2 separate regions of the Mus musculus genome follow, and region 1 is linked to region 2. Evidence: chromatin contacts called from ENCODE Hi-C or POLR2A ChIA-PET data. All regions are on one chromosome and are shown on one strand. The core of a region is the stretch at or near the end of the contact, and the rest is flanking DNA. Distances in the headings are between cores, read along the strand shown.

What was found. A loop is a pair of places that touch in the nucleus more often than their neighbours do. ChIA-PET counts read pairs that join two places held with the same protein, here RNA polymerase II (POLR2A).
Region 1: a loop to region 2 is called in a map of heart, with 2.1 times the contacts of the local background. The contact joins the enhancer-like site here to the promoter of Man2a1 in region 2. A Hi-C loop is called at or near these places in 7 of 37 maps with a recorded cell type or tissue (CH12.LX, T-helper 2 cell, heart and 2 more). POLR2A ChIA-PET finds 5 or more read pairs at or near these places in 1 of 5 experiments (Patski).

The regions. Positions count from the first base shown.
Region 1 is chr17:64,746,419-64,752,003 of GRCm38, forward strand. Man2a1 (mannosidase 2, alpha 1) reads left to right here. Exons shown (of 22, transcript NM_008549.2): 21 at 4,366-4,476. Among named protein-coding and RNA genes, the nearest start is that of Dreh, 18 kb to the right of the region's middle. Within about 2 kb of position 1,910, at least 1 of the 3 ENCODE cell types and tissues checked has a DNase peak (open chromatin) inside an H3K27ac peak, as active enhancers do.
Region 2 is chr17:64,599,097-64,604,581 of GRCm38, forward strand. Man2a1 (mannosidase 2, alpha 1) reads left to right here and starts at 2,553. Exons shown (of 22, transcript NM_008549.2): 1 at 2,553-2,774. The coding sequence starts at 2,640.

The DNA of each region.
Region 1 (5,585 bases), core at 660-3,159, 150 kb after region 2:
ATCCTGTGCTGCCTGTTACTCAGCACGGAAGGAAGAAGGAAGAAACACTGCTGGGAACGTTGCGGACCATCCTTTCTTATCTTCTCTTACAGAGTGTAGCCACCAGTGAGTTAGGTAAGGTCCTGGGGTACTAAACCAGGGTCATATCATTGCTCGGACACTGTAAGAGAGAATGCTTTGTGGTGGGGATGTTCCTGCATATTCAAACTTGCTAACAGTACATTATTTCATTAGCCATTTTGTTAACCATCATAAAGGCTGTTGTGGCATAAAGTAAGTTTGTCCATGCAAAGCATCATATGTCTTGTCTGGCGTACAGCCTGTGTTCAGTGTGTGTTAGTCACTGTCACTGTGGTGGTGTACAGCCTGCGTTCAGTGTGTGTTAATTGTCACTGTCCCTGCCACAATGCTTTGAGTGAGAAGAGGCTCTCACCCAGCTCCCTGCATTTACTGAAACTTAACGGTTATTCAAAACCTCATGACTGGCTTTCTCCGAGGAATGCCTTGTGAAGATCACTCTCCCACATCCGTTTGCAGGACTGGCCTCACAGCTAAGTTCTGTGTAGACTGATCTTATCTCCGAGAATGACTTCTGTGAGGATTGCTGACTGTGGACCGCCCAGCCTGACCTCAGGGATTCACACTTACATGTGACCTGGCCTATCTGGCAGACAGTTGTCACCATAGTACTTGGTGCTGTTTCCATATGATACACACCCACAACCCTCTCCTTCTCTGATGTCCTGATATTAATAACATGTTAGCGGATTTTTTAAAAATTATTTCAATCTATTTGCTTTCTAAGAGCACATCGTATACCTGTGTGAATGTATGAAGTTTTCTTGAATGTATATTCAACTTAAATTAACATTTTCCCATTTTTGATTTACTTTATTTTATTGAAAAAAAATTCATGGATATATTCTGATCATGCTCCCTCTTTCTCCAACTCATCCAAGATCCTTCCCACCCATTCAAGAGAATTCTCAAGAACTCCATGCCCGTCCCCCCTCTCTCTAATACAAACAGGCAAAACACTAAATCAGAAACTATAAAAGACAAATACAAGACAAATAAGATAAAAAAAAAACTCCCAAATAAATCAATATGAGACCAAAGTCTACGAAAATTCCCTTGGGTTTGTTTTGTGTTAGCCTCTGCTGCTGGGCATTGTGCCTGTCCTGAGGTGTGTCCATTGCACATAGCTTCTTGCGTAGCGGAAGCCCACAGCTACTTCCCCAGCTCAGCACTAGCACTAGGCAGACTTGCTCCCATTGCTGGAAATGGCAGCTATCTGTGGCTGAGGGTTTAGTTGAGGGCAGTTCGTTTGCCAGTGTTTACACATGTCCTCTCCAGAGTGGAAGTTCCAAAAGGGAGTGCCCGAAGGAGTCCCAAGCTTAGCCCAAAAAAAAGCCAAGTAAGATTAAAGGTTTACAAAATGCCATTGAGTTTATGTTGTTACCCAATGACTCCTGGGCATGGGCCGGCCCTAAGGTGTAGTAATGTACACACCGAGACTCCACTGGAGAAGACTAATTTGTCCTCTGCAAGTGGCTGTCACTTGCAGATAGCTCCTTGGTTAGGGGTGGAGGTTGTGTCAACATCTCCCCTCTGACTTGAACCTCTGAAGGTACTATGCACGCTGCCGCTGCCGCTGTACTAGTTCCTGTGTACTGCTGGAGGAAGTTTCTCTAGGGATTGCTGAGCAAGACACTGATCTATGATTATAACACGTCATTAGGAGTTATTACTATATTCCTTTAGCAGAATAGTAATTTCATGAATTTATGAATAGCAATTTAAGTGAAGCTCAAGTTTCTACTCACTGAGATACATAAGTAGTGCCTTTAGCAATAGGACTTTGCCTCTTGTTTGCTGAAGGCAATCAGTGAGCCTTGGCAGTAGCCCAGAATGTTTGAGCGTCTCCACAGTGTCCCTTGACCAAAGAATCAACTAAATATAACCCATCCCTGACACTGGAAGCTTCACTTGCTGGTGAAAGATATCTGTCTGGGGCATCTGTTCCCTGTCATTTGGCAATTCCATGTAGATTTCTCTCATGTGTGTATACATCTTAGGAATAGTCTACAGCACTAGATTAAGTAGCTTTTATAAATGGTCCAGAGAGTTAAAAAAAATCCTGCATGTTTTAGGTTAATAGTGGCAAGTGCTTCTGAAAGAGTTTGATTAAGAGGCCATTTAATCTGTGAGACCACATATAGACAGTTTGGGGCTTTGACATGTAACCATAGATATGTAATTTAACAGTTCTCTTATTCTTTAGCAAAAAAACTATAATGTCAGTGGGGAAATTTATTAATAAAAATCTGTAATAACTTGTAATGTTTATAAAATAGTCACCTATTTTGTATGATTAAAAGTACAAATAGTTAACATGCCAACGGCATCATAAGTCAAACACTGGACCACATCTTTGGATTTTTTTTTTATTTCCTCTGGATTTTATAGAAAAAAAGAAAACCTGGTTTTACTGAACATAGCTACTGAATTGCAGAGCACAGAGCCAGAATTTAGGCTGACTGAGTCCAACCGAGGTTCTGAGCCACTAGTCTTTGTAGTACATCCTGTCCTTTGAAGCTCCGAGAGACCACTATCAACAGAATTTCTCAGCAGTCATCCAGAGGATGAATTCCTGCAGAAAGTATACCAACATTAGTTCCATCTTATAGACAAAAGATGCTTAAAATAAGTTGTTCCCAGGTACCATGGTGGGTAGGGACTAAGTTCTCTTTGTTATTCAGATGGTGATCTGTTTATAATTAGTGAAGGGTTTTCTGTGTGCAGTTTTTCCACTGTGAAGTGTATGTCAGGGCACAGCATTTTGTTGAAGGTTCACTAGACATCTTTATCATGTAAACACTTAGAGCTGCTATGTGGGTCAAAGTCACCTTGTGACTCGGTTTCTTAAATGGCATTTTTTTTTCCTCCCTTCAAACAAAATCCTGCAATGCCATTGAAAACCAGTGCAAACAGCATAATGTATGCTTTCCCAGCCAGACTCTGCTCAGGCCCCTTAGCATCAAATCCAGTGCAAATGCTAGCAGCTACTCACAAAAGACATCTCAGTAGGGCACTACACAGAGCCTGCCCTCTAGTGAAGATGGCCGTGAGCTTGGGTGTGCTGACTCTGGCTGGAGAGGAGAAGTAACTGGTGTTGTTCAGACTCGGTAGCAGCAGACGGCTCCCCTTGGCATAACTACAGCTCATCAAAGTTCCAATGATTTTTTTAAAATTCATTTTGCTCATCCGCACAAACATCTTTACACTTTATTTTATTATCATTTGTATGTGTGTGAGTTTATATGTGATTGTGTGTGGGGGGGGGGCGGGCGGGGAGAGAATTACAAGTGGAAGTTAGAAGAAGCCTTCGGGTGTTGGTTTCTTCATTTCTGCCTTGTTTGCTGCTAAGTAAGCCAGGCTAACTGGTCTGTGAGTGTCCAGAGGGTCTGCTGCGTCCATGTCTCATCTTCTCATGGGGCCTGCCAGGATTATAGGTGTGTGTACTGTGCCTCTGCCTTTCCTGGAGGTTCTGGGATCTGAAACCAGGTCACCTGGCTCACTCGGCAAGTGCTTTTCGTCACAGAGTCGCCTCCCCAGATCCGTCTTTACACTTTAGAAAACAAAATATATGAAGAGAGTCCTAACTTCATAGACACCCGAATCTGAATCGTTCATGGCATCACTATTTAAGATGAGTGCAAGAGTTTGCTGCAATAAATAAATATAAATAGGGATGCTTCTCACTGACTGGTTATGTTTGGTGTTTTCCTTTTTGCCCAGGAGGACTTCTGAAATGTGAACTTAAGTGACATACCAAGTTAATAAATGTGGTCAGGCTCAGCCTACCTAATTCAGTCTAAATATCTCTTACATAAAAATAATGAAGCAATGCAGTAAAGATTAAGAATGTTAGTGCAGCCCCCAAATGCAGTGTTTCACAAAGAATGACCTCTCTGTGTTAAGGCTGCTGTTAACTCATCATGTGACCAAACTGGGACTAAATTTAGGTGTGTTTTATTCAATGCATGTGTATATATATAGAAAAAAACTAAATGATTTAATTTGCAGATCCTTTGATAAAACAGTATTTATATGTGGGTAAAAAGAACTCTAATCCTTTAAGGGTCATAGGGTAAACAAAGGCGTGAAGTTACATAACCAGGATTTTGAGGTAAGCTTATGGACTTTTGGGAGAAGAGAAGAGAATGAGCCAGTGAGTGGGGAAGCTTTGAAGGGGTGAATTAATTATCTAATTGTTGAATAAATGTGCCGACACCAAGTGTGCGAGGTGCTAGAAATAATCACTTCAGTGTTTGCATGGAATATCGGTGTTCTCACTTCCAGATGGGCAAAGGCTATTCGGATGAGGCAGCCTTGATCCTCCACAGGAAAGGGTTTGATTGCCAGTTCTCCAGCAGAGGCATCGGGCTACCCTGTTCCACTACTCAGGGAAAGGTAAGTTAAGAGTCTACCTTGCTAGTCAAGACAGTATGCATTGGGATTCTCACTTTCTGCAGATAGTACAGTATAGCCTTTTATTGCCTCAAACTCAGTTGTTCACCTTGCCTGCAAGCCAGCTCACGATTTCTCACCTCCACAAAACACTTGTTCTACCTAAAGTTCTGTTCTTGTCAGCTGCAATCTGTACACTTTTGAAGGCCATGTTCCTATCATTTCTTTGGTCTTCCACTCTGAGACTGCCAAGCTCATTACACCTCTTGTCTTCAATTTCAACTCCTCTGAGCCCTCTGTGCTCACATACCATGTAGCTTGGCCCTGGTAGTTTAAAGCCACATTCCACAAAGGCTAGGGCAGATTTAAGATTTAGGGAAGATGCCTGGTACAGCCGTGAAGTTACAGCATAAACATCAAAACCATGGTCAGCGGATTAACTGAACACAACCAGAGGTAGCTGTGCCGAGGCTATGTCAGTTGACTCATTTGGAGAAATAAATGTGTCTGAGTCTCCTGATTGATCTAGATTTGTGTATGAGTCATCACTGTGGAGATCAGATAACCCTTGAGTCTGCACCCTGCTGGCTGGTTGCCTGTTCTTGATTTTTCTCCTCAAGTTCTTCTGGCGGTTCATCAGCATCTTCTTGGAAGGATGAACATCCAGTCTCCTGCCTCTAAGAGAGCCAGGTCTCACAAAGTAGTTAAGTACTTAGCTGGCGGGTCTCTGCACATAGCTAGGTCTGCACACCCAACAACTTATCAGAGCCAACTTTCTGCCAGAACTCCATAGGTTACACTACAAAACAGAGTCAAGCAATCTTGTCCCAACTCTACATGCTAGCACACGTTCCAAGGTCTGAGAAGAATGCTCACTTGGATGCATTGTTTTTACCCCACTTTCCTGTGTGTTTCCACTCTGGTACTGATGATCTGAATATACCTAAGGAACCTTCTAGAATTAATGTGTTAAGTCTTAAGAAGGATAATCGAGGGATATTATTCCAAGAGACACTTTAGGATAACCTGGTAAAGTGACAAATATATTTTCCTAACATCTCTATAGATTGGGACCAGTAATAAAATAAGCCATTGTTATCATGAAACTGTCT
Region 2 (5,485 bases), core at 1,303-3,802:
AGTCTGTGCTGGGGATGGGATGGGTCACAGAGAACAGAACTGCTAGTCCTAGCCTTGGCTAACTCATTCCAAATTTTAGGATTTTATCAATCACAAGTTAACCCATCAACTTTTTAGAGGAAGGAAAAACAAAAACAAAAACAAAAACAAAAAACCTTGCCATGTCTGAGAATTCAATAGTAACAATAAGTTCAGTGGCTCTAAAACCAAAGTAGAACATTTGATCTTCAGTTATAGAATTCTCCTTGCTACAAGAGGAATCGCTTTGATCCTCATACCTTAAGGATAGCTGATAGACAGGGACTTGCCATTTTTCTTATAAGCATTCGCAAGCACTCCAATGCCTACCACCACCATTGTTATTTAGTCACTTTCGTTGATGTCACCTAGTCCCCATGTACTCGCTCCATTGGCACGTCATCAGAATCAACCACAGGTGATGGCTTAATTAACTGTGATGCTCTTCATGACCCAAATTATCATTCTATTTTCCGTTGGCAAGGAGCTTGAGGCGAAAGTCAACCGATCTGACCTTTAAATCCGTCTTTATGGGTCTCTCTTGGGACTACTTCCTGGACACGGAGGGCTTAGTAAAACTAATTCTTAACTTTAATAGGGAGTTAAATAACCAAGAATTTCCTAGCAAGAAGAAAACCAGAAAGACTATAGACAGCAACTGTGGAGAGCAGGGCTTATAGTTACCTCTTGGACTGATAAAGGGCCCCCAAAAGATGGGTTTCCCATCCAGTCAAGGGCTAAGAGACAGACCTTATGGAGACAGCAGTATGGTTAATTGAAGAGCAGGCATCACTCTGATACTGTTCCCGAACTTGCTATACATTGTTAACAGGGTGCCAGGAAAGTATCCACGACCAACACCATTACAGAACTGTTGGCCAGGGGGGAGCTCTGTACTTGAAAAAGTCAGGAATGCTAGGAGAAACTGCTTATCAGATGTACTAGAACCAGGAAGCAAGTTCCTTTATTTCCTGTAATGTCTCTTCAGCACCCTCTACTGACACAGTGTCCCAGAAGGGTGAAGAGAAACCTCCTTAAAAGGCCCAGATTCATTTTCACAGAGTAGTGGAAAAGGGCGAATTTGGAGCTTGAGACCATAATTCAATAGTGGGTACAGGCATTTCTTAGATCCCCCTCTTACTAGATTTTGTCGCCAGATGTCTACATCTGCCTACAAGAGGCTTTGTCAGCCTCCCTTTTCCCCTGGTTTCACCAGGATGTCGCCAAAAGCAAGAGGAAAAGATGAGTCCTTTTTAGGCTCCTCAGATTTCTTGTCTACCTCCCCTTCCAGCCCTGCACAGACCCTTCCAAGGCAGGCTGATCTGGGCGTTCCAGGATAGAAGACGCGACAAGAGGATGGAATCTGGGGAATGAACCACTGTCGCTCTGGACCTTAGGCTGCTGGAGCCCTGGAGGCACCTCTCTGCTGGCCTCAATTCCTGCAAAGCCGCCTCCCTTGTCACTGAAGCCTCTTGAGGTCTTCCTACTGTCAGGGCCCAGTGAGGCAGGCGCTGGGCGGGCCTGGCGGGCGGCGCGCTGTGATTGGGCGCCAGGGGGCCCGCCCCCTCATCCCGGCGCGTCGGGAGGGGGCGGGGCCAGCCGGCTGCCCAGCTCCAGGGCTGCGGGCGCCTATTGACCCAACGGCCGCTGCGCCGCCGCCGCTGCCGCCGCCGCCGTCTCCTCCGGCTCGTGGCGGGCGGTACAGGAGCGCCGAGTGGCGCTGGGGAACCGGCTCTTCCTTTCGCGGCTGCCGCCGCCATCTCCGCGTTCTCGGGGCGGGAAGGAGGGGGTGCTCCACGGCTGCAGCTGGAGCGGGCTCCTCTCCGGGGACGGTCCTCTCCTCCTCCCTCGGCTTGCCTCCTCCCGGCGCTGCCCGCCCCCTGCGCCCTCCGCGTGCAGCCCGGGCCCGCGAGGGGGAAGGTAGGGGCGGCGGGGGCCGGGAGAGGCCGGGGATCGGACGCACACGCCGAGGAAAGTCCTGGATTGCAGCGCTCCGGCGCACAGGGTGCACCCGGGTCGGGCCCCCGCAGTAGCCGCGGCAGGAAGGGGTTCTTCGGCGGGCACGCGGGGGCGGTGTGGCGGGGGTGGGCCTGGGTGTCCCGGCGCTAAGTTGTGGGGCACGGCGCCTCCAGGTCCAGTTCCTTCTTCCGCGCGCTCCTTGCTCCCAGCGCCGCACACTCGGCCCCGGAGCCGCGGAACCCGCGCGTTCTCTGGGCGCGGAGGACACGCCTGCCCTTGTCGAGAAAACTTTTCCTGCCGACTCAGTCGTGCCGGCCCGTGGCAGGAAGTCGGGCAGAGACCTCTCCTCTGACTGCTCCGACCGCCCTACCGGGTAGCGCTATCCTGCAGGAAAGCAAGTTTGTGGGGACCTTTGCCTTGCTCTCCAGGAGTCTGCCTTGCAGGGACGGCCGGCCTTGGGGAGGGCAGCGGGCCAGGGCGTAGGCCGAGGGCGCGTGGTGGCTCCGGAGACGAGGTGCGGAGCGCAGCCGGGACCCGCGCCGTAGCGCGCGAAGGGTGTGCGGCCGGGAGCAGGGAGCCCTCGGCGATCGCCGGCTGGAGTCCTCAGTCTTCTGCCTCCTTCGGGTGAGGACCGCGTCCTGGCCCCGAGTCCATCGAGGAAAATGAAGTTAAGTCGCCAGTTCACCGTGTTTGGCAGCGCGATCTTCTGCGTCGTAATCTTCTCACTCTACCTGATGCTGGACAGGGGTCACTTGGACTACCCTCGGGGCCCGCGCCAGGAGGGCTCCTTTCCGCAGGTAAGCACCTGGTGGCGGGCGCAAGCTGGAGGGCTGGTCCCGGGGCTCGCACTTCTCGGCACCGGGGCAGGGTGAGGCCGCACCCGACGACCGGCAGAGCCTCATCCGGCTTGCTGAGGTTTCGGACCGCTGAGTTTGCAAAGTGCTGGGCGTCATGCGGTGGCAGCCTTGGCACCGGGCAAAAGAGGACATATTCCCACATTTGCACCCGGGCCTGTGGAAGTGGGCTCGGCCACCTGCTGGTGGGGAACCGGTGTGAGTGTCGCCCCTAAGCTAGCTCAGGGTTAAAGCTGCCAGAGGCCGCCCAGATCCCTGAACGCACCGAGGCGCGGAAATTGATTAAACACAGCCCACCTAGGCAGATTTCTGTTTCTGACCCCTTTCCCTTTCACTGTCTCTTAAGAGATAAAAAAGTTTATTTCCTGTTGCAGCCCTTTGAGATATGGATAGTAGGGTTGATTTTAGTGTCGTCATGCTTCAGCTGTTACCTCGGGTTGGTTTGGAGCAGAGTGGGGAAGCGCCTGTTATTCTCTCACTGGAAGCTGTGCGGCGCTCAGTTCTCTGCGGGGTGGTCCAGCTGGCAGAGGAGTTGAACAAACGACCCACCCGAAGTCTTTCAGGAAAAGTTACTAGCAAATAACAAGAAATGGATGCAATAGGTTCTGTGTGGGAGGTGACCACGTAGCAATTGAGAGTGGCCTTTACGGCTTTTCTCTGTTGACACACATACATTTTAGTAGAAGCAGATGTGTGGAGAAATCCGAAGAATCCAAGTGTTGACAAGCTAACAACTAGTTGACCAGAGCAATCTACAACCTACCCGAATAAGGCTGATGTTTTGCCTTTTTTTTTCTTTTAATATGACAGTTTAAATGACTGGAAATAGCCCTTGCCATTTCTTCTGATATGCCAGGGTCAATGGCTTGGTGGGAATTTAATGAAATCGGAACGAGGACTTGCGGATTCTGTCATTAGTACACAGCACTAGAAGTATTTTTTTCTTTTAGAAGTGTGGAAATAAAAAGCTGGCCACAGACAGATGTTTCCAAATGTTTACAGCTTCTGCTTCCCCTATAGAGCACAGAGAGAAAATATATAACACATGCTCTCTGCTGCCTTTAAATTTTGAACTTGGGAGTTTGCACCGGCCTTGTGCAAAGGCTGGAGTAAACTGGCAGCCAGGGCCCGGGAGATCTGAGCTTTGTCCCACATGCTCTCTAATTTTGGAGTTAAATGTACCTTTCTCCCCCCAACCCCATTTTCAGAGTTTTCTCTTTGCACGAAATATATAAATGGAACTCCTCTTGCCCAGTGACGTCTTAATAGTGTCCTCTAGCTTTGGCTGGGTGATCGCTTGAACATGATTTATGCGAACATCTGCATGGGGTTCTCTGGCAACCTTGACATTTCCCTCTGTTTCTAAAGCAGCGAGTGACTCATTCTGTTACTGAGACATCTCAGGCAGTTGGTTCTCCCATTTTCGTATGAACCCCCAGCTCACTGAGAAGTTGAGGGTTTGCCTAGAGTGTACAGCATTTGGCAGAGCGGTGGTGGTGACCTTAGGAAGTGGTGCGTTGTCTGTTCCGAGAGAGAGAGAGAGAGAGAGAGAGAGAGAGAGAGAGAGAGAGAGAGAGGTGGGGGGGGCTTGGGAGTGGCATCCTCTGTGCTTTATCTGGACTTCATTGTAGAGAGAAGGTTTAGAATAGGTGGGCCACTGAATCTCCCAGTAGCTAAACTCCATAAGCCCTCTTCGTAAGTCTCACGTGTTTGACCATTAACTTCATGTGATGAACCTATCTCCCCAGCTACTGCTCAGTTGGTGGGAAACTGAGGCTTGGGAGCTTCCTGAGCCCAAGGTCGCTTAGGCAAAGTCTGGGACTTGAACAGGCAGCTCTCAGAGTATAGTCTCAGAGTCACAAAGCTGTCTTGCTAGAACTGGGCTCCAGCCTGCCTGTTGTCGGAATTGTGTAGAACAGAAATAGACTTGCTGGTGGTGACTTAGCTTATGATCCACCCCCCACCCCCCCACCCCCGGAAAAGTAAGCTCTAGTATGAAGACAGAATGAATGTGGTCCTTTTCAGGGCTTCAGATTTACGCTTTCCCAGAGAGTCTTCTAATTTACTTTTACAGCCAAACATTATTACGATGCAAACCATTAGGAAGCAGAGCATCCAAACGTGCACATTCTTTCATTTTATTTCTATGTCTGCACTGTATGTTAACCTTAATTTCACAACAATCCCCAGCATTGTAAAACTATGTTGCCCTCCGTTTCTTGAACAGGTTTTGGTGCGATTCTTGAGTTTCAGTAGAGCTAATTTGGTCAGTGTATGCTGAGGTTGCTTGGTGACCTGTATCCACTCAACCAGAAAGGTTATCTTGTCCATTCTAGTTTCTCTCTCTTGATGTGGAAACTTCAGTTAGGTATGCGGTCCATTTGGTTTGCAAACTGTAGTTTTAGGCCATCCCCGGGTGAGAGCAATCTGTTTTTTGTTGTTCTTTGGACTTTTGTTCATTTACCTTCTTTAGCAACTCTTATTTCCTGCCACCTGTTCAGTCCTGGGGCAAGGGTAGGCACCGCCTCATCCATGCCCCGCCCCCTGCCCCTCATGCCCTCCCCCTGCCCCCCTCCCTCCAAATTTGGCCTGCCTAAGAAGAACCCTTAGAGGGCTTTCTCTTGAGTGTTACTTTAAGAATTCCTTATGGCCAA